Linked DNA regions of Homo sapiens: region 2 is linked to region 1. Evidence: chromatin loops called from intact Hi-C (ENCODE). Cell type or tissue: natural killer cell. All regions are shown on one strand. Each heading gives the region's core, and the rest is flanking DNA. Links, peaks and the distances in the headings are about the cores only. Region 1 overlaps DDX10 (DEAD-box helicase 10). Region 2 has its middle 280 kb from the start of DDX10.

What was found. Peaks named below come from ENCODE experiments on the same cell type or tissue, not always from the same donor. Only the 100,000 strongest peaks of a DNase experiment are listed, where the experiment ranks them.
Region 2: a loop joins it to region 1, with 7 times the contacts of the local background. A loop is called at or near these places in 3 of 110 quality-filtered maps.

The regions. Positions count from the first base shown.
Region 1 is chr11:108,882,575-108,895,216 of GRCh38, forward strand. The region is part of intron 16 of DDX10 (DEAD-box helicase 10); the gene reads left to right. Among named protein-coding and RNA genes, the nearest start is that of DDX10, 220 kb to the left of the region's middle. In natural killer cell, for the core only: no CTCF peak of the experiment used is centred there; DNase peaks (open chromatin) are centred at 4,997 and 5,287; H3K4me3 peaks cover 219 bases; H3K27ac peaks cover 247 bases.
Region 2 is chr11:108,942,184-108,954,825 of GRCh38, forward strand. No RefSeq gene overlaps it. Among named protein-coding and RNA genes, the nearest start is that of DDX10, 280 kb to the left of the region's middle. In natural killer cell, for the core only: no CTCF peak of the experiment used is centred there; no DNase peak of the experiment used is centred there.

The DNA of each region.
Region 1 (12,642 bases), core at 1,534-9,533:
GCAGTTAATCCTCTATTGTGTAGATAATAAGGTAATTTGAAACATGCTCTTAAGTTGTTATATGTAAATAGAGAGTCAAATTTATTTATTTTCATTGATGGATGGGAAGTGAGACTTAACAAGTTTCTTGTCTGTGTTAACTTTTGTTTCTATTTCTGTTAGTACTTTAGGAAATTACAGAGAAGTGCGTTTCAGTAATGTGCAAAAATGCTCTTGGAAGAAAGGACATTAAACTATACACGATACTATGCTTTTTGCTTTTGCTGGGCCAATGATATGACCTTGAGCAAATCATTTAAAATCTCTGGGTCTTCAACATTTCCTCATTTATTCTTAAAATGTTGCGTCCATATCCAAAGTTCTGTTATTCAATAATGTCTTTGTCCATTCGTTCCTCTTTTTTGCTCCTATCATTTCAAATAATGATTATCATTAAAATCATTAAGTATTGGCTTTAAAGGAGCAGGAAAGGGATATGTTACGGGGTTTTTCCCCCCTCTCTTGACATGCTTTCTCTGCTTAAGGACACTTTGTACTAATTTTCACTAAAACTTGAGATGAGAGACTTGACTGGTGTTATTTAGGTGGCAAACTGGCAGAACCAGATCTAGAACCCACTTCCTGGTTCGTCCTATATTCAGTAGACCATATTACCTATGATGATTGCTTTTGAAGTTATATTAAAAAAATCACTGACAGAATCTCTGAAATTACTACTGAGAAAACAGTAGTAATTCAAGATATTATTTTTTGTTATATCATATTCTTTCCTGCATCTGTGCCTTTCCATCTGTTACCACGAATGAATCGTCCCAACTGCAGTTTAAGGCCAGCCTCTCTATTTGGTTGCTGGATCCCATCCTCTCGTTTCTCCTTGGGGATTTTGTTCCAGGATTATACCATGTCTCTTTTGTATTAGCAATTTCTCCGTCTTTACCAGATCTTCTTATTAGTATGCAAACATGTTATCTCTCTAATAAGGGGGGAAGTCTCTTTCTAGAGTCTGCATTCATCCTCAGTTTTGTCACATTGATTTCCCTTTATAGTAAAATGCCACAGAATTCTGTATGCTGTTATTACCACTTCCTCATCTCTCATCTCTTCAGGCTACTTACTCAGCATGTTATACCTCCACTTGACCAAAACCTGTCTTTTCACAATCAGCAGCAACTTCTGTCTTATCAAATACAGTGGTCAATTCTGTCTTTATTTTACTGGACCTCTCAGCCTTTGACACAGTTGTCTGTTCTCTCCTTGAAGCCCTTCTTCAGTAAACTTCAGGATATAAAGTTCTCCTGATTTTTCCATTTACCTCCCTGGGAACTCTTTTTCCATCTTCTTTCCTAACTTCTCTTCTACTTCCAGACTTGAAGTTGTTGGAATGCTTCTGAGCTTAGTCCTTGGACTTCTTTTCCTCTCTGTCTTCACTTGCTCCTGGATGATCTCATCCATTTTCAGCCTTTAAATATCTTTCCAATGTTGATGAACCCTAAATTTCTATCTCTAGCTGTGACCTCTCTCCTGAGCCCCTGGTTCATATATTTAACTGCCTACTTAATATTTCCACTTGGGTGTCTATTAGGCATTTCAAATTTATCACAACTAGACAAATTTTTTATTTACATATCTTCATCCTGATTTCTGCTAAATCAGTACCTCTCCAAGTCTTCTCCATCATGGTATATGCCATCATTACTCACCAGGTTGATTAGGCACAAACCTTCCTTTAACATACCAGGCACATGGCTACCTCTGGGCCTTCACACTTGATGATCCCTATTCTAGAAAGCTTGTTCTCCCCCAGTCTACATATGGACCATCCGCACTCTGCCTGCTTCCCTCCTCCCTCCTTCGTTTCTCACCTTCTGCCTCTTCCCCTCCTCCCGTAACTATTGATGGCTACCTACCAATTACCTGCTAATTAATATTTTTCCAGCCTTGATGTAGGTCTCTGTCTTCATTCATCTCTGCTCTTTCTGCCCTTCTGTAACTCAGAAGTCACAGCACTGGATCGTATCTCAGCTTTTATCCTACTCTACATTCTCCTCTTTTATGAAACTCTTCTTCCTTGGTTTCTCTAACTCTCTATCCCCACCCATTTCAGAATTATTGATCTTATTGGTTCAGTTATCTAATGTTTTGTTTTCTCTTTTGCTGCTTGAGAATTAAATAAAGTTTGCCATCACAGTTCTTTACTTCTTATTGTACTTTTCAAAGATTTTCCCCCTTAACTTCAGTTATGATCTCTTCAGAGCTGACTTCCAAGTCTTATGAATGGAGCCCCACCTTTCTTTTGAGTCTTTCTCAACTTCTACACACGAATGTTTTGATAAGCTTCACACATTAAACATATTTATAATATGACTCATTTTTCCTCTACAGGTGGTCTTTCCATCATGATTTTGTGAAATTTAATGAAATTACCAAAAACACGAATCAAGCTTTTTTGAGTCTTCCCCCTCCCTCCCTTTTTATGTCCAAATTCCATTTACAGACATTCTAATCTCCACTGCTTTAGTTTAATACTCTTTGTCACATTGTTTGTTTTTGTTGTTGTTGGTTTCATTTGTTTGTTAATGTGACTAATGACAGTAAGCTTCCAAATGGCCTTCAGTGTATCTTAATGCCCCCATGTCACTACCAGTTTTTTCTCAAACTCATATCTAATCTTGTCATTCTCCTGGTACCTCTAGTAGCTCCTCATTGCACAGTGAATACAATACATGTAACCTCACAGTGTGGTATCATAGGCCTTCCGTGATTCCATCTCCATTCATTGTCACTTTTTTTTTTTTTTTTTTGAGATGGAGTCTCGCACTCTCACCCAGGCTGGAGTGTAGTGGCGTGATCTCAGCTCACTGCAACCTCTGCCTCCTGGGTTCAAGCAATTCTCCTGCCTCAGACTCTCGAGTAGCTGGGATTACAGGTGCCCGCCAGCACGCCTGGTTAATTTTTGTATTTTTAGTAGGGACAGGGTTTCGGGTTTCACAGGGTTTCACCACGTTGGCCAGGCTGGTCTAGAATTCCTGACCTTGGGTGATCCACCCTCCTCTGCCTCCCAAAGTGCTGGGATTACAGGTGTGAGCCACTGCGTCCGGCCCATTTTCACAATTTTAATGGCTCATTAAATTTCCCCTGCCTCTGCCCCCATTTTCCCATACTCTGCTTTGCAGGTAGTAAGATAAAATGCTTTTTAATTGAGTTAAAACTAACAGCATGGAAAAATTTAGGGATGTACATGATAACAAGTGTAATACTCCCAAGGATAACCTCTGGGGCCAAAATTTAAGAATAATCAGGCAATTCAGCTAAGTCACTTTGAGGTAGAAAATCTTCTATTTATTACACATAGAGGTGTAGAGAATTAAGGGAAAAGATTTTACTGGGAAACTGAGACTTGAGCTGATCCATAAAGGAATAATTGGATTTGGACATGTCAAGGGAAGAAGGCAAAATTCAAGTGAAGATACAGCAGTGGGAATAGCTTTCAGTGAACTAAAAATTAATTTACCCATGTATAATACCAGGTTTTTGGCATTTTATTTTGAGAAGGGGAGGGGATAAGGGGAAGGGTATATGATTCATTCTCCTCTGATATCTGCATACCACTTGTTGGCTTCTGTAGGTGGGAAGTAGCATTTGTTAATTTCTTGTATTTGCCAGGCGCTGTGAAAGATATTTAAGCCTCAGAACTCTAAAAAGCAGGTTGTTAAATCCCCATTTGCAGATGAGAAGATAAATTCAGAAAGCTTAGGTAAAATACATAAAGCAGTACCAGAGCTAGGGTTCAAACTCAGAGCTTTTAGCTCTACAGTCTGTCTTCTTCCTCTGAAAAATTATGTGCAAATGCATTTTTTTCCATAGGTCATTGTCAGTGGCCTGTGAAAATTCATTCTTCATACCAGATTTTTGGATAATAGAATGTAAAAAGCCTCCTATACCCCCTGGAAATCTGAGTTCTTCTAAAAGGCCTTTTGAATTTTGCCGTTGAAAATCCATCCTCATTTGAATGCTGCCTGTATCATTGCTTTACTTATCAGTCAAATTCAGGATATAAGATACCAGAAACAAAGTAGCTTTTATTTATTTGGAATGAAACAAATCAAAACCACTAGACAGGAGATAAGAAAGATGTTTCTTCAAGACAAACAAGCATTTTTCAGTTATTTAACCACCAAGTTAAGTTTGAATCTGTGTTCTTGTGTCGTTGTTTTCCAGCAAACATTATTCCATGAGTCATATAAAACTAATCTCATTCATGACTGATCTCACCCATTGCTAATCTCATTCAAAACTGGTTTCATCAGGCGAAAATTCATGTGCTATTCTGGACATTTGTAGGTTATCCATTACTTTTATGACCATTGTTTTAGTGTAATGAAACATTACTGTATTTTGTCTTCTGGGCTGCCTTAGTCACCATCCTTCTCTATTCTTCCTCAACTAAATATGTAACTCTTGGAAAATGGTATATTATATGAAAACACTAGAAATGGAATAATTAACTCCTTATTTCCATGTTGTAGAGTTTGGAAATACCTACAAATTAGAATATTTTTAATAGAGAAAAGGAAAATTGGGGTGTTTATCTATAATTTCAATCTTCTGAATGGGAATACTTTATTGCCATGTTGTACGTGGCCCATTTAGGTATCATGTAATATTTTCCTTTATCCAATGTGATAGTCAAGGCTATTAATAATAGAATAGAGATAATTAATTGATATTTAGAAATAAGTACCTATTTCCAAAACAGAAAAGTAAGCATTCTTTTTTTAAAAAACCTTAGAAATACTTTTTTCTTTTATATTTGTCTGTATGTAGAAAATTAGTTGCTTGGGAAAGAGTTGTTTTTATTTTTGCTTTGTTCTAGTTCTGTCATTTTTTTTTCTTAAAAAAAAAGAAAAAACTGTGGTACAGCAAGTTTGTTAACGCTCTGAGCAGATTGCTAGTGAATTCTCTTGATGTAAGAATAAACCCACACTAACCGGAAACTCATAGTCTGCTTAAAAAAAAAAAAACAAACCAGAAACACCACTGGTTAGAAATACAGCTTTTGGCCAGATGCAGTGGCTCATTCCTATAATTCCAGCTCTTTGGGAGGCCAAGGCGGGTGGTTCACTTGATGACAGGAGTTCCAGACCAGCCTGGTCAACATGGTGAAACCTCCTCTCTACTAAAAATACAAAAAATTAGCTGGTTGTGGTAGTGGGTGCCTGTAGTCCCAGCTAGTCCTCAGGAAGACTGAGACAGGAAAATCGCTTAAACCTGGGCAGTAGAGATTGCGGTGAGCCGCGATCACACCACTCTCCAGCCTGGGTGACAGAGCAAGACTCTCTGAAAAAAAGAAAAAAAAAGAAAAAAGAAAAGAAATACAGCTTTTTTCCCCCCCACTTTCTAGTTACTAAATTGCCCTTGGTTTTTATAGTGTTTTCAATCAGAGGAAATGGGTATTACTTGTCTGAGATAGTGTTCTTAATGCTTATGAGCCGTATTTTTTAGGTTAGATGATTCATGGATTTTAATAGCCTGCCAGTCACTTCATAGACAAGTCTTCTTAGGAGAGGAATAATGACTATAATGAAAATAAAGATATCAAACCATTTATATTATTTTTCTGGAGGCCATAAACCATAAAAAAAACCTCTCTGTATTGAATGTCAAATTAAATTTGAATAAGGGGTGGCAATACTATTCTAACATGAATTTATTGGTAGCATGTCTGCACATACCATGGGTGGCTCCAATTATCTTAATACTTATACTTGTTCAATATATATTCCCCCCTTCCATTAGCATTGTAGTTATGTTGGCCAAAGAGTCCCCTAAACTTCTTTCTTTACTATACAGAAGCCCAATGATGATCTAAGTAAGTAAAATATACTCTCTTCTGGTTGTAAAGGTCATATGCCATTTGCTTCCTATAGTCAGATATAGTTGTTAATATTACTTGTCTTGACTATTTCTATATATTCCCTGCCTAACTTCTCTGCGCACACAGACTCCTGAAAGACTGTACAGCTGTACCTGTATTTTTGACTAGGGATTATGCTGCAGAATACCTATGTCCTTTCCTAATTGGATGAGATTGGCTTAAACTAAAGCATTTTACTAAGGATGCTGCATGGATGTGCTGCTGCACTGGTAATAGACTAGACGTGGGATATACATATTGATGTGTCTGACAAGATTTATCAAATTCTATCGTTTAAAAAAAAAAAACCACTTTTTTTGAAAGCTAACCAATAGACCCTGGTGTTCATCTCCATGGTTGAAATCTATTTTTCTGCACTACAAGGTAGTATGATTTAGTGATAAGAACATAGTTTGTAGCTAGAAGACTTGATTCTAGTCCAGACCTTGCCCTTTTACCAACAGCATGGCCAAGGTATTTAATATCTGAGCCCTAGTTTCCTTTTTTATAAAATAGAAATAAAGGCCCATCAAATAGGTTTGTTTGAGAATTAAGGGTCAGTTTAGTGAAAGTGCTTTGTAAACTGTATTGATTATACAGATGTCAGAATTCTTATTTCAGGATCTTACAGTGTTTCCAGGTTATCTTTTTCAGCTTTTATTATTACATAATTTGTAGATGTCATAATCACAGGAGAATAAAGCTGAAATCTGTAGTGATTCATAACACATATTGCTTCTTTCATCTAAAATTTTAATGTCCCCAAATTTTAACTTAATTGACAATTCCAGTTCCTTATGTTTGAATAATGGAAATTTTATTTTATTTATGACCTAGAAGTACTGTCACTGTATAAAACTCTAGTGAGGGATTCCCACAATGGATGAAAGGTATTATTCTTTTAAACATTATTCTTTTTTTGTTGATATTTAAGGTTTTTGAAATTTTAAATAATAAAACCTTTAAAACTAATTGAAAAGGTACAAAATAAAATTATCATCTGTGTTCCCACTAATATCAAATGTTAACTTTTTTTTGCTTCAGATTACTTTTTATTAAGGAAACAAAATATTACTGAAAAAAACTTTTGCCAAAGTACGGATGACCATAATAAATGTCAAATTCTGTAGCTCACATTGTAAGTTGAATTACAGCAATATATGGAGAAACTTTAAAAGGTTATTTAATCATAGAATAGCCATTTACCTGTGTGCTTTTATGGTTGCTATGAGACAAGTAGACCAGAATTACAAAGCAAACTCACAATTTTAGAAGACAGAGCCAAGAATGAAAAACAAGCATGAGAATGAGAAAATGTTTTTGCTTTGAAGTTTGGCTTGAATAGCCACATCATAAGTATAAATGATTGTTCTGGCACTTTGAAGCATTATAAAGAAAATGCAATGCAACATACCAATTCTTTAATAGTTTTCAATACTTAAACAGGTTAAGGAATTTCATTTCTTTTGTAGCAGAGATTCAAAAAATGTGTGTTGAATATCCTTATAAAGATAAAAAAGCATATAGAACTTGATATAGGACCAGATAATACGGAATAAACCAACAGATCTTGGGTATTTGTTATGGTATAGATGCATGGATTGCCTTAGTCAAAGGCTTTCCCTGAGAATTTCACTATTCTGAGTATTTGGTAGTTTTACTGTGTCTCCTATAAGGATAAATGCAGGTTCATAGAAATGTCTTAGATAATCATTATCGATTGTAAAAATGAGGAAAAAATATGAAATATGGAACCCACATTCTGTGCCTATACGATAATAGCCTATAAGTAGGCTATTAGTTGAGGAATTCATCTATGATAAGCTGTAGCTCCCAACCGTAGCTGAGAGAGAGACTTCTGCTCTCTAGTTACTTCTTGGGAATAACAAATGGTGTCTGTGTAGTAGGATTTATCAGTGGTATGTTGCAAATGCCCTCGGCTATTCCTATTCCAGAGCCGCTACTTTGCTCTCAAGTCCTCTGAGTGTTACCTGGTTCCTGTAGTGCTGCAGCATCCTCTTTTTCCCCCATTGCTTCAACATGGTACTTGCTGCTAGAATGAGTTTTTCAAATGCCACTTAAAAAAAAAAAAAAGGCCTCTACCCTGCATAGGGGTAGGTTCAGAAACCCGTGGAGAGCTCCTCATTCATTAAACTACTTTTTTCAACGTAATATGATCTTACCCTACAATCCTGCCAGAAATTTACTTGTTTATTACACTGAGTTCTATTCCACAGAGAATTGGGGGAGCATGTGAGAACATTTATAATAAAATAATGGGTAAATATATTTAGAAATGAGGGAGGAACCGTGGAAATACTGACATAAAGAGCTGAAGGTTGAGACTAAGGAAGAAATCCCACCTGTACATGCCATGCCTGTAGCAGCTGAGGTTAAGGTTTAGCTCTGAACTGCTAGATGTGACCTGATTTTCTGCTTCCCCTCCCAGCAGGCTTCTGCTCTAGTGCATGCAGCCTTTCTCCCTGCTCTCCCTCTGTGTTCGAGACCATTTTTGTGTGTGTCTACTGACTATCTTTCCATCTACCACTTAGTTTTTAAATTTTGTCTCAAATCCACGTCCTGCCTCTTATGAAGCCCTTGTGGAACTCCTTTGACCGCTATAGCAGTTACACTGACTGTGCAGCAATGTGGGGTCTTCATTAAGCATTTTGGTGACAGGAATTATGTTTTAGGCCAGCATTCTCAAAAAGATTTTAAGCATTTTGAGGAATTTTTACATTTTTAAAAAACTAATCTTTTGGTTTTTCCTTCATTCTCATCATCCTGCAGTGGTTCCTGTGCTCCCAACTTTCTTCCAGACCCTTGAAAGATCATGTTTCACTCTCCTCCTGAGCCCTTCACAGGCGCTGTGCAGGGCTGAGGTTATAACCTAGCCAATGAAATCATGATTGGCTGGCAGATAATTAAGTCTGTCTATCCAGTTGACTCTTACATGTGCAGAAAGCATTTATGAATGAACAACACATTCTTTCAATAATTAGAACTTTCCATCGTGGACCTTCTCAAATTATATATGACTCTGTGGATAACTTAGCCAATATGCAAAGAAAAAGAAGACTTCTCAAAAAAGTGTTCCAATTCTGCACTTTCTTGCCTCAAAGTATAATTGTAAATCAGTCCCCACCATAATGCCGTTACTCTTGACATTATATTACATATTGTGGTTCAGGAATGAATCTCAAGTCAGCACGAACCCGGTCCTCTAAAGTATGCTACACGTATAAAATTGGCTGTCTGATCACCCATTGTTGTCATAATTTACACTCAGGATTGTGCTAGTTGAATTTGTGAGCAGCAGGCATGGAGCCAGAATTCTCCAGAACACTTTGTGGGGAGGGCACCGGGAAGAGTGAAGAGCTAACAGGGTAGTATAAAAATCCCCCTAAAATTAGCAAAGATGAGTTTCTCAGACCTAACAGCAGTATCCTCAATTTGTTAGTATTATCGATAGCTTCTTAATGTCTCCAACCAGAAAACTGAGAGACCTGGAAAGCCTGCACATGGATCTGGGAATATGCTGCATTGTCTTATGCTTTATGTAGTAGTCAGAACAGGTGTTGCTGTAGTTCGGATATTTGACCCTTCAATCCTCATGTTGAAATTTGATCGCCCCCGAGTGTTGGAAGTGAGGCCTAGTGGGAGGTGTTTGGGTCTTGGGAGTGGATCCCTCATGAAAGGCTTGGTGCCATCCTGGTGGTAACGAGTGAATTCTGAGTTCTTGCTCTATTAGTTGTCAAGAGAGCTGGTGAAAAGAGCTGGCACCTCCCTCCCTCTTTCTCTGGCCTCCTCTCTTACCATGTAATCTCTGCACAAGCTTGATCCCCTTCCCCTCTGGAGGCGGTCTGAGGCTCTCACCAGATGCCCAGTCTTCCAGCCAACAGAATTGTGAACCAAATAAACCATTTTTCTTTAGAAGTTACCCAGTCTGAACTATTCCTTTATAGCATCACAAACGGACTAAGACATATGATTTCATATCCTTTGCCATTAATATTTTTAACCTCATTTGTTGATGTTTTTCTTCATTTGCATTATCCTGTAGTAATGCCCGTGCAATCAGCGTTTTTAAAGACATACCTGAAATAATTATCCTACATATATATTATTAATTTGAAAATATGTGAGTACTATTATTAATAGAACTAGTGAAAAATATATTTAAAAAGGGGTTTCTAAATTCATAATAGTTTTTGTCATTGTATATGTTCTCAGATAACAAGTACAATTATCATTTGGGATGAGATGGGGATTGACGAATCTATACCATTCTTTTAATGATGAAGGAAGTTCTTATTTCTAAAAGGTTAATAACCTTGGACTCAGAATTTAGTCCAAGTTTCCTTAGCATGTGTACAACTGGCCCTTACTATTATTCTCACCTATCCTTCACTGTTGCTCTACTAAACAACCCCTGTTCCTTCCTGCCTCTCCATCTTTCCCTTTGCCCTGTAAGTTCCAACTCATCCTTAAGACTGTTTAGAATCTTATATGTGAAATCTTCACAGTCCTCTTGATTTATTTTGTGTGTATGTGTATGCTAATATAGTAGCTCTATTAACAGGTATTTTACTCTATAGAAGTCTTTCATCTACTGACATATAGCAGATGATCAATAAATACTTGCTGAAGAAAGGAAGGAAAAGATGAAGTGCACATGACAGTTCATTAACATGTATAGTAGCTTCTTAATATAGTGATAGTTTAGGATTGATTTGAAGATTATTCATATCATTGACTTGGTAGTGCAGATTTTGGATGGTAAGGGATATTTGGTTAAATTGTCTTTTGTGGAATGAATTTTGTATTAACTTTATTAAAAATAATTTTATATTAAAACCCAAAGATTTGGGTTCTAGCTCTACTACCGTATTTTTCTACTAATCCTATAATTTTCTTATCTGTAAAATGTGAAATTCTAACAGATTTTCATTCATTCATGTTTTCATTCATTAAATATGTGCTAGACATTGTTATTGTTAATTTTTAAATGTTAACCCATAAATAATGATATTGTTCCTTCTCATAATTATGCACCATGTTTGTGTTTTCCTTATAGCAGTTTATTTTCCTTATTTTTTTGGAGGGAAAAAATTACCTTAAAAAAAAAACTGCACGAAATAAACTGTCTTTCAAATATGTCATCGCCAGAGATTGTAGTCTCAAATATTTATCTTTAAATAATTACATATGGATAGGTGATTTAATCTTAGTCTAGCAGCTCAATGATGTATGGAAATTCTTTTTGTCAGTCCCACCGGGGGAGCATTGATTGCTAAACAGAATATTGGGGACTGATATGCAAGATTAGGTATTTCTTTTCTCCAGAGAAAGTAATAGAAAATAGAAATTTCATGCAAATGTATGCAGTGGATAGTTAGTTATGATTCCCAAGTATTCATCTACCCAAAGTAAATGTCTCCTGTGCAAACAAAATATTTTCTTTGATTTTGTCATGCTGAATGGAAAACTGATTATATTAAATGTTCCCCTATCGAAGTCCACTTGTAAATGACTGCAGCAAACTGTAAAGGGATGGAATAGAGAATTTCAGCACTTGAAGGTTTTCACTGCACAAATGAATTTTATGAAAATCTAATGATCAGATGTTAATTATGAACTAGTTAATTGGTTTTCTTGATTAAAAAAGAAAGGTGAGAGCATGAGAATAATACACTTTGCATGTTTTAGCAGTGGAGATAGTAGATTGGCACTTAGTTTTCAGATAACAGGAAGACTAAGAATTAGGTAATAGTGCAATTGAAATACCTTTATGCATTCTCATTGTCTTTAAGGTGAAGGTGGTAAAGATGTAGGAAATTGATAGTTACTAAAACGTTCATCCTTTCTAATACACTTGAGATGGAGATTCTTCAGCAGAATATTAAAAGATGTGTTTATACACTTTAAAGTGAGTTATCAGTCTTTTTCCTGATTATAAGCCATTGCTTGTTATGTGCTACAGATCATGACTAATTTTAATGTGTAATTCGGATGAATTAAATGTGAAAGTAGAAGCCTAAAGTGAATAATGGAGCAGATTTAAGAAAATTATCATGGCATATCTTAGAGCCATTTCTTTAATTTTTGTAAACACAAACTTAATTCTTCTGTTGCCGAAGTGTCATGGGAAAATAACAAAGTCAATAGAATTCAAAATGCAAAACGTTAAAAATGGTATTTTGCTCATATGGGCATACTCTTTTGTGTTCTTTTGTAAAATACTTTGTCATAAAAAATTAAAGCCTTCAGTAAAGGACAACTATGTGACTTTTTAATAAAATAGTTATTATGAAATTTTGAGGGCACTCGGGCATTTTATAACTCATTCTCATTTTTGAAGAGGAAAAACGTCCTTTACTACTGGAAAGAGTATTATAAGTGATTGCTTTTTTCCCTTTTTTTTAAAACGGAAATTTCTCACATAACCTAGGTAGAAACTTTTGTAGGAAATTGGATTTGTAGTTGGCATTTGCTCTGTTCTATATTTTAGATCATAACTACTTTGGACAATTTCAAAATAAAAAGATGGAATTTTAGGCAACTTGTAATTTAAGTTCAGCCAGGTTTGAAATATCTGCTGTGATTTATAGAGACAAGCTTTGACCTGGCTAATTAACAAAAGCGCATACTAGGGCCAATCTTACAAATGCTTGGACAGTAAAATTAACTCCGTTTTAAAAGGTGTAGGTATTCTCTTAAACTCTTCA
Region 2 (12,642 bases), core at 2,790-10,789, 61 kb after region 1:
ATTACAGTGCCTATCATACAATGTTACAGACATTTGTTTATATGTCTGTTGCCTCTTTTATATGACAAGTTTCTTGAAAGAGCAAAAGGGCCATGTTTCATCCCCAGAGCCAAACACGGCAACTGTCCTATGGTTGCTTAGTGAATTAATGAGGAGACATTATAAAACCAGCTCAATTTTTAAAGATCTCTTGTAGCACATTCCCCTACCACTTCTCATAGGAAGGATATAGAATGATAGAAATGAGAACTAGATGAAATGGCTATATAAAGAAGAAAGGGGAAAGTAGGTGGGAAAGGAATTCAGTGGACAACAACTTGGGTAGATTTTTAAAATTAGAGTTTCTGGCCAGGCAGGCATGGTGGTTCACGCCTATAATCCCAGCACTTTGGGAGGCTGAGGCGGGAGGATCGCTTGAGGCCAGGAGTTTGAGACATGCCTGGGCAACTTTGTGAGATCTTGTCTCTACAAATAATTTAAAATTAGCTGGGTGTGGTGGTGCATACCAGTGGCCTTAGCTGCTTGGGAGGCTGTAGTGGGAGGATCGCTTGGGCCCAGGAGATCGAGGCTGCAGTGAGCTGTCATGGCATCACTGTGCCCCAGCCTGGGTGACAGAGTGAGACCCTGTCTCAAAAAAAAAAAAAAAAAAGTTTCTGATACAGGATCTCTTGGCCTTAAATATTTTCAAAAGACATAAAGTTGCAAGAGTATGTAAACTGAAGGTTTACCATTGAATTTACCCTGTATGGTTTCAGATTGTTTTCCTGACTCAAGTAAGGAATTAAGGCAGTTTACTCCCTATATATAAATATTGAATACACATATTGCAAGGCCTTTGGTTCATAGACTAGTTTGAGTTGTATTCTGTCGCTGGAACTGAATGCATCCTGACTAATATATATGTTGTAGGGGATTTTAGTGTGCAGATTTTTGAAAACTAATTCTAAAGATCAGAATAGTGCTAATAGAAAACTTGGGTAACAAATATGTTTGTAAGTGGGCTAAATTAGCTACTGTTTTGGCTCCTGTCATTTGTACCGTGTGTATGTTTAGTGGTAATAGACCCTGTTTTCTCTGACATCAGGGGTGGGTACCTGGTTAAAATCTTGCCAGCCATCAGAACCCGACTCCTAGAGACAGAGATTGGCGCAGCCGTAATACCCAGGTGGGGACAATTAGACTCCTTCCCTGGAAGTGATAATAAATTCTGTACCCATGGGAAGTTACTATGAAGGGAGGATGTAGACGTAAGGCCTCGGGCTGCCTCTGAGAGAGTGGGGAGAATAAGACCAACACAGAGGCGAGCAGAGTAACGAGATGAAGAAAAAGCCCCGGATGACATTGTTTGAGCTCCTGGGCTTCACCTGAATGTATTTCGTGGACTTCACAGTTGTGTCATGAATAAGTACATTTCTTTTTTGCATAAAATATTTTATGTTGTATTTCTGTCCCTGGAACTGAATGGATCCTAACATATGTGTCTGAGGGACTTTTACTTTGCCAATTTTGAAAACTAGTTAAAGCATCAGAATAGCACTGGTAGAAAACTCATGCAACAATGCATGATGGATTGTATTTTGCACAGCAAATACTCACTCCAGCCCCCTCCCTCCCTCGGGAAACATTCTTAATAGCTCACCAATATTGGGCTTGGTCGTGTGACCTGCTTTTAGTCCATAGAACACAGCAGAAGTGACTGTGGGCTTGTCACATGCAGAGCTCTGAAGCTGCATTGATGTTTCCATCAGTCCTGCCTTATACCTTCAGATCAGCATGAACCGGAGAGAAGACACTCCTCGGTCTGGGCCCAAGGTGAGAAGGCAGGTGAAGCAGACTTACAGCCACCTCTCAAACCTGCAGAACAAGAAATCCACTGAGACTTGGGGGTTTATTACAGTAAAGCCTGACTAATACACGAGGTGGGAGAAACACATTACCAGTGAGCAAGAGCAGTCATTCATTCGACAAATGTTAATAAATTCAGCAACTCCCATATACCAGGCCCTGTGCTTCTGAGAGATACAGTTCCCTCCCTTGCTACTGTGTAGTGGGGGGAAAGAGAGAAGCAATTTCATAATTTGAGTGCACCTTGAAAAGAGCAGACGGAAAGAGGAAGATTGTTTGAGTGAGGGAATTCTTGCTGGAATGCAGGAAGGAGGGAGGACATAGGTAGTTGCTTGGTCTAGGACCCAGACAATATTTCTTGTTTGATGCTTAATGAAGGCTAAGGGGCCATTCATCAGACTCATGTAAAATGATCCCTAAAATTACATAAGTCTCTGATGGATTCACCCAGCGGCAGAACCCTTTGGAGGACTGCCATCTCATAAGCTTAACGTGGCATTTTAGATTTGTTTGGGGCTGTAAAAAATTGTTAAGTTTAATTAAATGTAATTAATTTTGTTACACAACATTTGAAATATGCTGAACATGAAAAGTCACCTCAACTGCCAGAGGCTGCAGGTGTTCGTAGGAAGTGGGGGGAAGGAGGGAGGATGGGAGGTGGTGGTGTAGGTGAAGGGGAAAGAGTCTGCAACCCAGATTTCAAACCCTGTTTCATGTCTTTTAAGACCACTTTAACTAGACATGTAATCACAGTGTGATTTTCTTCCACAGCCCCTGCTGATCCGACAGCCCAGGGCAGACGTGTTTTATACCATATTACCTAGTGCCCGCTGACTCTGAAATTCTAACCCATTAGCCTGTGAGGGAGGCTGGTGCTTTCAAAAGCTCTGCCCAAACAGGGATGAATTGAGTGAATAACTTTTTTACTCTATGAAACTGAAATTAAGGTAGTGAGCAAAATTGGAAGGTTATGAGACAGACCAGGGAGCACATGATAGGCAAAAAGAGCTCAAATTAGAAGTTAGTTAAAACTATAGGTGAAAAAGAACTGGCAAAAAGACAAGAGTAAGTAGTGAGGGACCCCACTGGTCATAGGACCAGAAGCAATGCACAGAGTAGTGAATCCTGGTCAGGGCTGTCTGGGGAAGACTCCCAGATCCAAGCTGACCCCCTGGTTCTTGTCTCCATGAGGCTTCACCTTTTCATGGGTCTTCTTGGATTCCTGTATAAGTTTGTCTCCTCTGCCTGAGGCGTAAGACCCCGTTGTCCTGCCTGAGCTAGGCTTAGTGAGTCTTTGGGTTTTTTGTACCCTAAAGAGCTTCAGTAAAACTCAGAATACTCCAATGCAGTGCTTCTTAGATTTTAGTGTGTATAGGAATCACCAGACTTAGCAGGTGTGTTTGTGAACCACCCTGTGTTGCTGACTTCTCTAGGAAGCACTTCCTTTGGTCTCCAGGCCATACCCCACATCGTTGTGATGGGGCTTTCACTGAAGCAAGCCTCATGGCCAGCACCAGCAATCTGTTCTTTCTCAATGTGATTGATGATCTTTATCACTGGAATGCTGAAAGTCTTCCAGTGCTCCTCCTTGGAGAGCCTATCTGTGACGTTAGATGTTTTCTCTAGCACAAAGAGTCCTTGGAGCATTTCTGAGTGTCACACCTTCAGGTTGCAGCGGGAAGATGGATGCTGGCAGCTCTCCCATCTCTTTTAAAGTGTTTTAATTAAATTCTTGTTCCTGTCACTCCATGGAAACAGCTCTTGTCAACTCACTACCAGCTTCCATCTTGCTAGATCCAAAAACAGTTCTTGGGGCTCATCCTAATCAACCTTCCAGTAAAAGTGATGTTCCTACCTTCTCGAAATGCTTTTTCACTTAGCTTTCAGAGAACTAACTCTCTCTCTCTCTGTCTCTCTCTCTGTCCTTACTGACTACTACTTTTCACTCTCCTTTTCTGATTGCTCCTCACGTTCTTGACTTCTAAACATTAGGGGCCTTCGGGTTGGTGCAGAAGTAATTGCAGTTTCAGACCATGAATGTTACATCATTATAACTAGGATCAAACACATCTTTATTAATCAAAATAGGAACAATTACAGTCAACGTATTTTTGCCAGTGAGAAATAAGTTTGTTTTTTCCTATAGCATAAAAATCCGTGCTTAAGGCTTCAATGAACTTTTCGAAAGCATTTTCTGCATCCTGCTGGTTGTGAAAAGGTTTTCCCTGCAAAAAGCTTTGATATGCTTGAAGAAGTGGTAGTCGGTTGGTGAGACGTCAGGTGAATGTGGCGGATGAGGCAAAACTTTGTAGCCCAATTCGTTCAAGTTTTGAAGCGTTGGTTGTGCAATGTGCTGTCTGGTGTTGTGGAGAATTGGGCCCTTTCTGTTGACCAATGCCGGCTGCCAGCATTGCAGTTTTTGGTGTATCTCATCAATTTGTTGAGCATACTTACTTCTCAGATGTAATGATTTTGCCGGGATTCAGAAAGCTGTAGTGGATCAGACTGGCAGCAGACCACCAAATGGTCACCAGGACCTTTTTTGGTGCAAGTTTGGCTTTGGGAAGTGCTTTAGAGCTTCTTCTCCATCCAGCCACTGAGCTGGTTGTCACCGGTTGTCATATAAAATCCACTTTTTGTCGCATGTCACAATCTGATTGAGAAATGGTTTATTGTTGGTGTGTAGAATAAGAGAAGATGCGATTTTTTTTTTTTAAATTTAGAATGGTCAGTGTTGAGCTTTTAATTTGGAATGATCAGTGTTGAGTTCTTCGGCAACTTCTCATGTAAGAGGATCAGCTTCGATGATTGCTCTCAATGGGTCATTGTCAACTTCCGATGGCTGGCCACTATGCTCCTCATCTTCAAGGCTCTCATCTGCTTTGTAAAACTTCTTGAACCACCATTGCACGGTATGTTTGTTAGCAGTTCCTGGGCCAAACGCGTTGTTGTTGTTGCAAGTTGTCTCCACTCCTTTATGACCCATTTTGAATTAGAATAAGAAAATCACTCGCATTTGCCTTTTGTCTATCATCATTTCCATAGTCTAAAATAAACATAAACAGCAAGACATAAGTCCTTAGCAAAAAAAAAAGCAAGAAATGCCCATTAAAATGATGTATAACATAACCACATTTATTTCAATAGCAAACGGCAAATTCCAACAATGCAAAAGCCACAATTCCTTTTGCACCAACCTCATACATTCCCTCCCTGAGTGATCTCATCTAGTCTCATGGCATAAAATTGCATCTATACACTGATTACTCTCAAACTTCCGTCTGTAGATCAACATCTTTGCTTTCCAGACTCATATTCAACTATATTCAATATCTCTACCTGGATGTTTAGTGGGCATCTCATACTTAATATGTCCCAAAATGAAGTCCTAATTTCACCCCCCAATCTTCCCCTCCTTTTTCTTTTCCATCTCAGTAAATATCTCCATTGTTTTGGGGAACAAATGGACTCCTTTTTCTTTTCCATCTCAGTAAATTTCATCTCCATTGTTTTGGTTTGTCAGGCCAAAAACTTGAAGACATTCTTGACTTGTCTCTTCCATCTTCCATCCAATTTATTAGCAAATCCTGCCAGTTCTTCTTTTGAAATATATTCAAAAGCCAACTTTTGGACACCATTTCCATGACAGTTTCTACTCTGTTCCATGCCATGATTCCCTTCTTTTGCAATAACCTCTTAACTGGTCTTCCTGCTTCTACCCTTTCCCTCACACAGCAGTCAGAATTATCCTTTTAAATCATAAACTGGATCGTGTGATGACTCTGCTAAAAACGAATGGCTTCTTATCTCACTTCAAACACAGTAGTCCCTCTTTATCTGCAGTTTTGCTTTCCAAGGTTTTGCTTACCTGCAGTCAACTGTGGTCTGAAAATATTAAATGGAAAATTTCAGAAATAAGAAATTCAGAAGTTTTAAATGTGTACCATTTTGAGTAGTGTGATGAAATCTAGCCCCTTCCTGCCCCATCCTGTCTGTGATGTGAATCATTCCTTGTCTAGCGGATCCTCACTTACTGCACTATTCACCCATTAGTCACCCATCTCGGTTATCAAATCTACTGTCAAGATACCACAGTACTTGTGTTCAAGTCACCTTATTTTACTGTATAATGGCCCCAGAGCAGAAGAGTTGTGATGCTGGCAATTCAGATATGCCAAAGAGAAGCCACCTTTAAGTGAAAAAGTGAAAGCTCTTGTCTTAATAAGGAAGGAGAAAAAAACAGTATGCTAAGTTTGCTAAGATGTACAGTAACACTGAGTCTTCTATCTGTGAAACCGTGAAGAAGGAAAAAGAAATGTGTGCTAGTTTTGGTGTCACACTTCAAACCACACAAGTTACAGCCAAAGTGTGTAATATGCGCTTAGTTAAGATGGAAAGGCGTTAAACTTATGGGTGGAGGACATGAACAGACATGTCCTCCAATTGACAGCAATTGAGTTCATTACTATCTGTGGTTTCAGGCATCCACTGGGGGTCTTGGAACATATACACCTATGGATATGTGGGGACTATTGTAAAATCGAGTGCCTTTTCCATAGCCTACAAGGCCATATATTTTGTTCTAACTCTAACCTCATCTACTACTTTTTTTACACCATTTTAGTTACACTGGACTCTGCTGTTTCTTTTTTGTTTGTTTTTTGTTGTTGTTCTTTTCTTTTTTTTTTTGGGAGACAGAGTCCACTCTCGTTGCCCAGGCTGGAGTGCAATTGCGCAATCTTAGCTCACTGCAACCTCTGCCTCCCAGGTTCAAGCAATCCTCCTGCCTCAGCCTCCCAAGTAGCTGGGATTACAGGCATCCACCACGACACCCAGCTAATTTGTGTGTGTGTGTGTGTGTGTGTGTGTGTGTGTGTGTGTGTGTGTTTATTATACTTTAAGTTCTGGGGTACATGTGCAGGATGTGCAAGTTTGTTACATAGGTATACACGTGCCATGGTGGTTTGCTGCACCCATCAACCCATCATCTACATTAGGTATTTCTCCTAATGCTACCCCTCCCCTAGTCCCCAACCCCCCAACAGGTCCCGGTGTGTGTTGTTCCCCTCCCTGTGTCCATGTGTTCTCATTGTTCAACTCCCACTTATGAGTGAGAACATGCATTGTTTGGTTTTCTGTTCCTGTTTTAGTTTGCTGAGAATGATGGTTTCCAGCTTCATCCATGTCACTGCAAAGAAATGAACTCATCCTTTTTATGGCTGCATAGTATTCCATGGTGTATATGTGCCACATTTTCTTTATCCAGTCTATCACTGATGGGCATTTGGGTTGGTTCCAAGTCTTTGCTATTGTGAACAGTGCCCCAAAAAACATATGTGTGCATGTGTCTTTATAGTAGAATGATTTATAATCCTGTGGATATATACCCAGTAACCAGATTTCTGGGTCAAATGGTATTTCTGGTTCTACATCTTTGAGGAATTGCCACAGTGTCTTCCACAGTGGTTGAACTAATTTACACTCCCACTAACAGTGTAAAAGCATTCCTATTTTTCCACATCCTCTCCAGCATCTGTTGTTTCCTGACCTTTTAATGATCACCATTTGAAATGGGGTGAGTTGGTATCTCATTGTGGTTTTGATTTGCATTTCTCTAATGACCAGTGATGATGAACTTGTTTTCCTTATGTTTGTTGGCTACATAAATGTCTCCTTTTGAGAAGTGTCTGTTCATATCCTTTGCCCACTTTTTGATGGGATTGTTTTTTTCTTGTAAATTTGTTTAAGTTCTTTGTAGATTCTGGATATTAGCCCTTTGTCAGATGGAGAGATTGCAAAATTTTTCTCCCATTCTGTAGGTTGCCTGTTCATGATAGTTTCTTTTGCTGTGCAGAAGCTCTTTAGTTTAAATAGATCCCATTTGTGTCAATTTTGGCTTTTGTTGCCATTGCTTTTGGAGTTTTAGTCATGAAGTCTTTGCCCATGCCTATGTCCTGAATGGCATTGCCTAGGTTTTCTTCTAGGGTTTTTATTGTTTTAGGTCTTATGCTTAAGTCTTTAATCCATCTTGAGTTAATTTTTGTATAAGGTGTAAGGAAGGGGTCCAGTTTCAGTTTTCTGCATATGGCTAGACAGTTTTCCCAACACCATTTATTAAATAGGGAATCCTTTCCTCATTGCTTTTGTCAGGTCTGTCAAAGATCAGATGGTTGTAGATGTGTGGTGTTATTTCTGAGGCCTCTGTTCTGTTCCATTGGTCTATATATCTGTTTTGGTGCCAGTACCATTCTGTTTTGGTTACTTGTATTTGGCCTTGTATTATAGTTTGAAGTCAGGTAGCGTGATGTCTCCAGCTTTGTTCTTCTTGCTTAGGATTGTCTTGGCTATACAGGCTTTTTTTGGTTCCATATGAAAGTTAAAGTAGTTTTTTCCAATTCTGTGAAGAAAGTCAATGCTAGCTTGATGGGGGTGGCATTGAATCTATAAATTACCTTGGGCAGTATGGCCATTTTCACGATATTGATTCTTCCTATCCATGAGCATGGAATGTTTTTCCATTTGTTTGTGTCCTCTCTTATTTCCTTGAGCAGTAGTTTGTAGTTCTCCTTGAAGAGGTCCTTCACATCCCTTGTAAGTTGTATTCCTAGGTATTTTATTCTCTTTGTAGCAATTGTGAATAGGAGTTCACTCATGATTTGGCTGTTTGTCTATTACTGGTGTATTACTGGTGTCACAAGGAATGCTTGTTATGTTTGCACATTGATTTTGTATCCTGAGACTTTGCTGAAGTTGCTTATCAGCTTAAGGAGATTTTGGACTGAGACGATGGGGTTTTCTAAATATACAATCATGTCATCTGCAGAGACAATTTGACTTCCTCTCTTGCTATGTGAATACCTTTATTTCTTTCTCTTGCCTGATTGCCCCAGCCAGAACTTCCAATACTGTGTTGAATAGGAGTGGTGAGAGAGGGCATCTTTGTCTTGTGCCAGTTTTCAAAGGGAATGCCTCCAGTTTTTGCCCATTCAGTATGATATTGGTTGTGGGTTTGTCATAAATAGCTCTTATTATTTCGAGATACGTTCTATCAATATCCAGTTTATTGAGAGTTTTTAGCATGCAGGGCTGTTGAATTTTGTCGAAGCCTTTTCTGCATCTGTTGAGACAATCATGTGGTTTTTGTCATTGGTTCTGTTTATGTGATTAATTACGTTTATTAATTTGCATACGTTGAAACTTGGATCCCAGAGATGAAGCCGGCTTAATCATGGTGGATAAGCTTTTTGTATTTTTAGTAGAGATGGGGTTTCACCATGTTAGCCAGGCTGGTCTTGAACTCCTGACCTCAGGTAATCCACCCACCTCAGTCTCCCAAAGTGCCAGGATTACAGGTGTGAGCCACTGTGCCCATCCATGTGATTCTGCCATTTTTTCTGCCTGAAGTTCTTGACTCTCAGATGGCCTGAATGGCTCAAGTGTCACTTTATAAGATGCCTTCTCTGACCAGTCAGTGGAAAATAGCACCCTCTAAACCACCCAGGCATACGCCATCCTAAATGAGTACTTACCACTTACCACCGTCTGACATTGTTTTTGTCCATCTCCATGGTACTCTCCTCTCCTACCCCTGCCAAACAAGCTCCTTGATTGAGGCTTTCACTATGTGATGTGCCTGCTTCCACTTTGCCTTCTGCCATGATTGGAAGCTTCCTGAGGCCTCCCCAGAAGCAGATGCTGCTAACCTTCCTGTACATCCTGCAGAACCATAAGCCTATAAAACCCCTTTCCTTATAAATTATCCAGTCAGGCATTTCTATAATTATTGTTGTTATTTAGAGACAGAGTTTTGCCATGTTGCTCAGGCTGGTCTCAAACTCCTGGGCTTAAGCGATTCTCCAACCTTGGCCTCTCAAAGCGTTGGGATTATAGGCATGAGCCACCACACCTGGACAGGTATTGCTTTATAGCAATGCAAAACAGCCTAATACAGTTACTTATCATTGAATGTCTACAGATAACCATTGTTAGTATTTTAGTGTATTTTCTTCCCTATATATGAAAGAATTTATGAGATTATACTATTTTGTAAATTACATTTTTCTCTAAATATTTGGTAGACATTAAATATCTTTTTACAACACGATTTTCAATGACATACTAAAATTTCATTGAATACAACCTAGAAGCAATAAGCACACCTAGTGCCCAGATCTTGGTTTCTCCAAACAAAGGAAAAAATTGGAGAAATGGCTGATTCTAGAACTGTGGGAAGAAATATACAAGATGAGGCTGGGCATGGTGGCTCATGCCTGTAATCCCAGCACTTTGGGAGGCTGTGGTGGGAGGAAGGTTTGAGGCCAGGAGTTAGAGACCAGCCTGAGCGACCTAATGAAGTCTCATCTTTATAAAAACTTTTTAAAAATTAGCCAGGTGTGGTGGTGCACACCTGTAGTCCCAGCTACTCAGGAAACAGAGGTGGGAGGATTGCTTCAGCCCAGGAGTTCAAGGTTAACAGTGAGCTATGATCGTGCCACTGCTGCAATCCAACCTGGACAACAGAGCAAGACCCTGTCTCTAAAAAATGGAAAGAAAAGAAATATACAAGATGAGCCTGGAGCATCTTGTAGTGCCAGAAAGTAAGAAAGTGTGAAACACACACAAAACTCACAGTGTGAGAATATGCCAAGGAGTACAGGAGCCAAGTGAAAAAGCTCCCAGTGGCTAAAGATGAAAGAATTTGAGCAACAAAATAAAGTAGTATTGACTTATAACCCAACATGCAAAATAAGTATTCATGAGTCCATGCTGATATAAATGATTGAATACATAAATAATTGTGGGAGTAGAGACAAGTCTCTTGTGCAGGAGAATTCACAATAATTCATGTAGTTGTCCTGTCCTTAAGGGGATGAAACATAAACTCCCACTCCTAAAGCGTGGGCTGTGCATAGTGACTTTCCTCCAAAGAGTACAGCATGAAAAGAGCAAAAAAGAGAGTAAATTTACAGTGGAAACACCTGAAAAACAGTAACTCTGCCAAGTGATCAAAGTCAACATCAACAGTGATAAGTGGTGTTGATAGTGTGTATCTTTGATATGAGGTGATAAGAATGGCACTTTAGGCCGGGTACGGTGGCTCACACCTGTAATCCCAGCACTTTGGGAGGCCGAGGTGGGTGGATCACGAGGTGAGGAGATCGAGACCATCCTGGCTAACACAGTGAAACCCCGTCTCTACTAAAAATACAAAAAATTAGCCAGGCATGGTGGCCCATGCCTGTAGTCCCAGCTACTAGGGAGGCTGTGGCAGGAGAATGGCGTGAACCCGGGAGGCTGAGCTTGCAGCGAGCCTGGATTGCACCACTGCACTCCAGCCTGGCGACGGAGTGAGACTCCATCTCAAAAAAAAAAAAAAAAAAGAAAAAAAGAAAAGAATGGCTCCTTACTTCTGTGGTCTTTCTCCCAGAATACATAACCCCAGTTCAATCACGAGAAAAACATCAGACAAATCCAAGTGGAGAGACATTCTACAAAATACCTGACTGGTACTTTTCCAAACTCTCAAGATCATTGAAAACAAGGAAAATCTGAGAAATGGTCAAGTCAAGAGGAGTTTAGGGGACAAATAAGACATTTGGTAAAAAGTAAGAAAATCTGAATAAAGTATGCAGTTTAGTTAATCAAAATTTATCAGTATTGGTTCATTAATTGTGCCAAATATACCATACTAGTGTAAGATGTGAATAATAGGGGAACTGGGTGTGGGTATACGGAAACTCTCTATGCTGGCTTCACAGTGATTCTGTGAATCTAAAGTGTTCTAAAATAAAAGGTTTATTCAGAAAATGACATGCAACAGAAGCATCATATTTTATTTAATCTCTTATGATTGAACATTTAAGTGGTTTCTAAATTTTTGCTATTGAATACATTTATGATGAATGTCCTTACAATCAAATCTTTGCACACATCCCTATTACTTCCTTCAGAATACATTTGTAGAAGGGAAATTGTGGGATAATAGATGTGCGTATTATAACAGTATTAAAGATTTTGATGCAAGATACCTAATGAGGCCCCCTCAGTTAAAGAATAAGTTAACTCTAAATTACAGTCAAGATGAAGGTTTAGAAAAGACTCTTGGATACTTTTTGCATCCAAGCCAGTCACATCAAATGCCACGAGGAATTATTTTCAACACCCTGAGAAAACCACTTACCGACGGGGAGCCTGTGTTCAGGGGTATGTCTTGCATTGGGCGTCTACTGCTCTTACAAGAGATAAATCAGAAGACTTCACTTCCTCATGCTGTGACCATCCCAGTATAAGAAAATAAAAACAAAAAGGGGAATGCAGATCTCCAAAGACCTAGAAGACGTGCACAGAGCCCTCCTGCATTTTATTAGGCAATCAGACTAAGAATACTATAGATCCGTGGCTCTTGTAGTGCGGTCCTCAGAACCAGCAGCATCAGTGTCACCTGGAAACTTGTTAGAAACGTGAATTCTTGGGTTCTACCCTAGGTAGACTGAGTCAGAAACTCTGGAGTTAAGGCCCAGATATTTGTGGGGTTTTTTTTTTTTGAGAAGTAGATATACTTTTTAATGCATTTTGGCAGGTTTATTGATATGTAATTCACATACCATACAATTAACTCATTTAAAGTGTACAGTTTAATGGTTTTTAGTGTATTCACAGATTTATGCAATTATCAACACAATCATTTTAAAACATTTTCATTACCTCATAAGGAAACCCTGTACTCTTTAGGTATCCCCTCTGCTCCCATCATGTTCCCTAGCCCTAGCAGTCACGAACGTATGTTCTGTCTCTGTG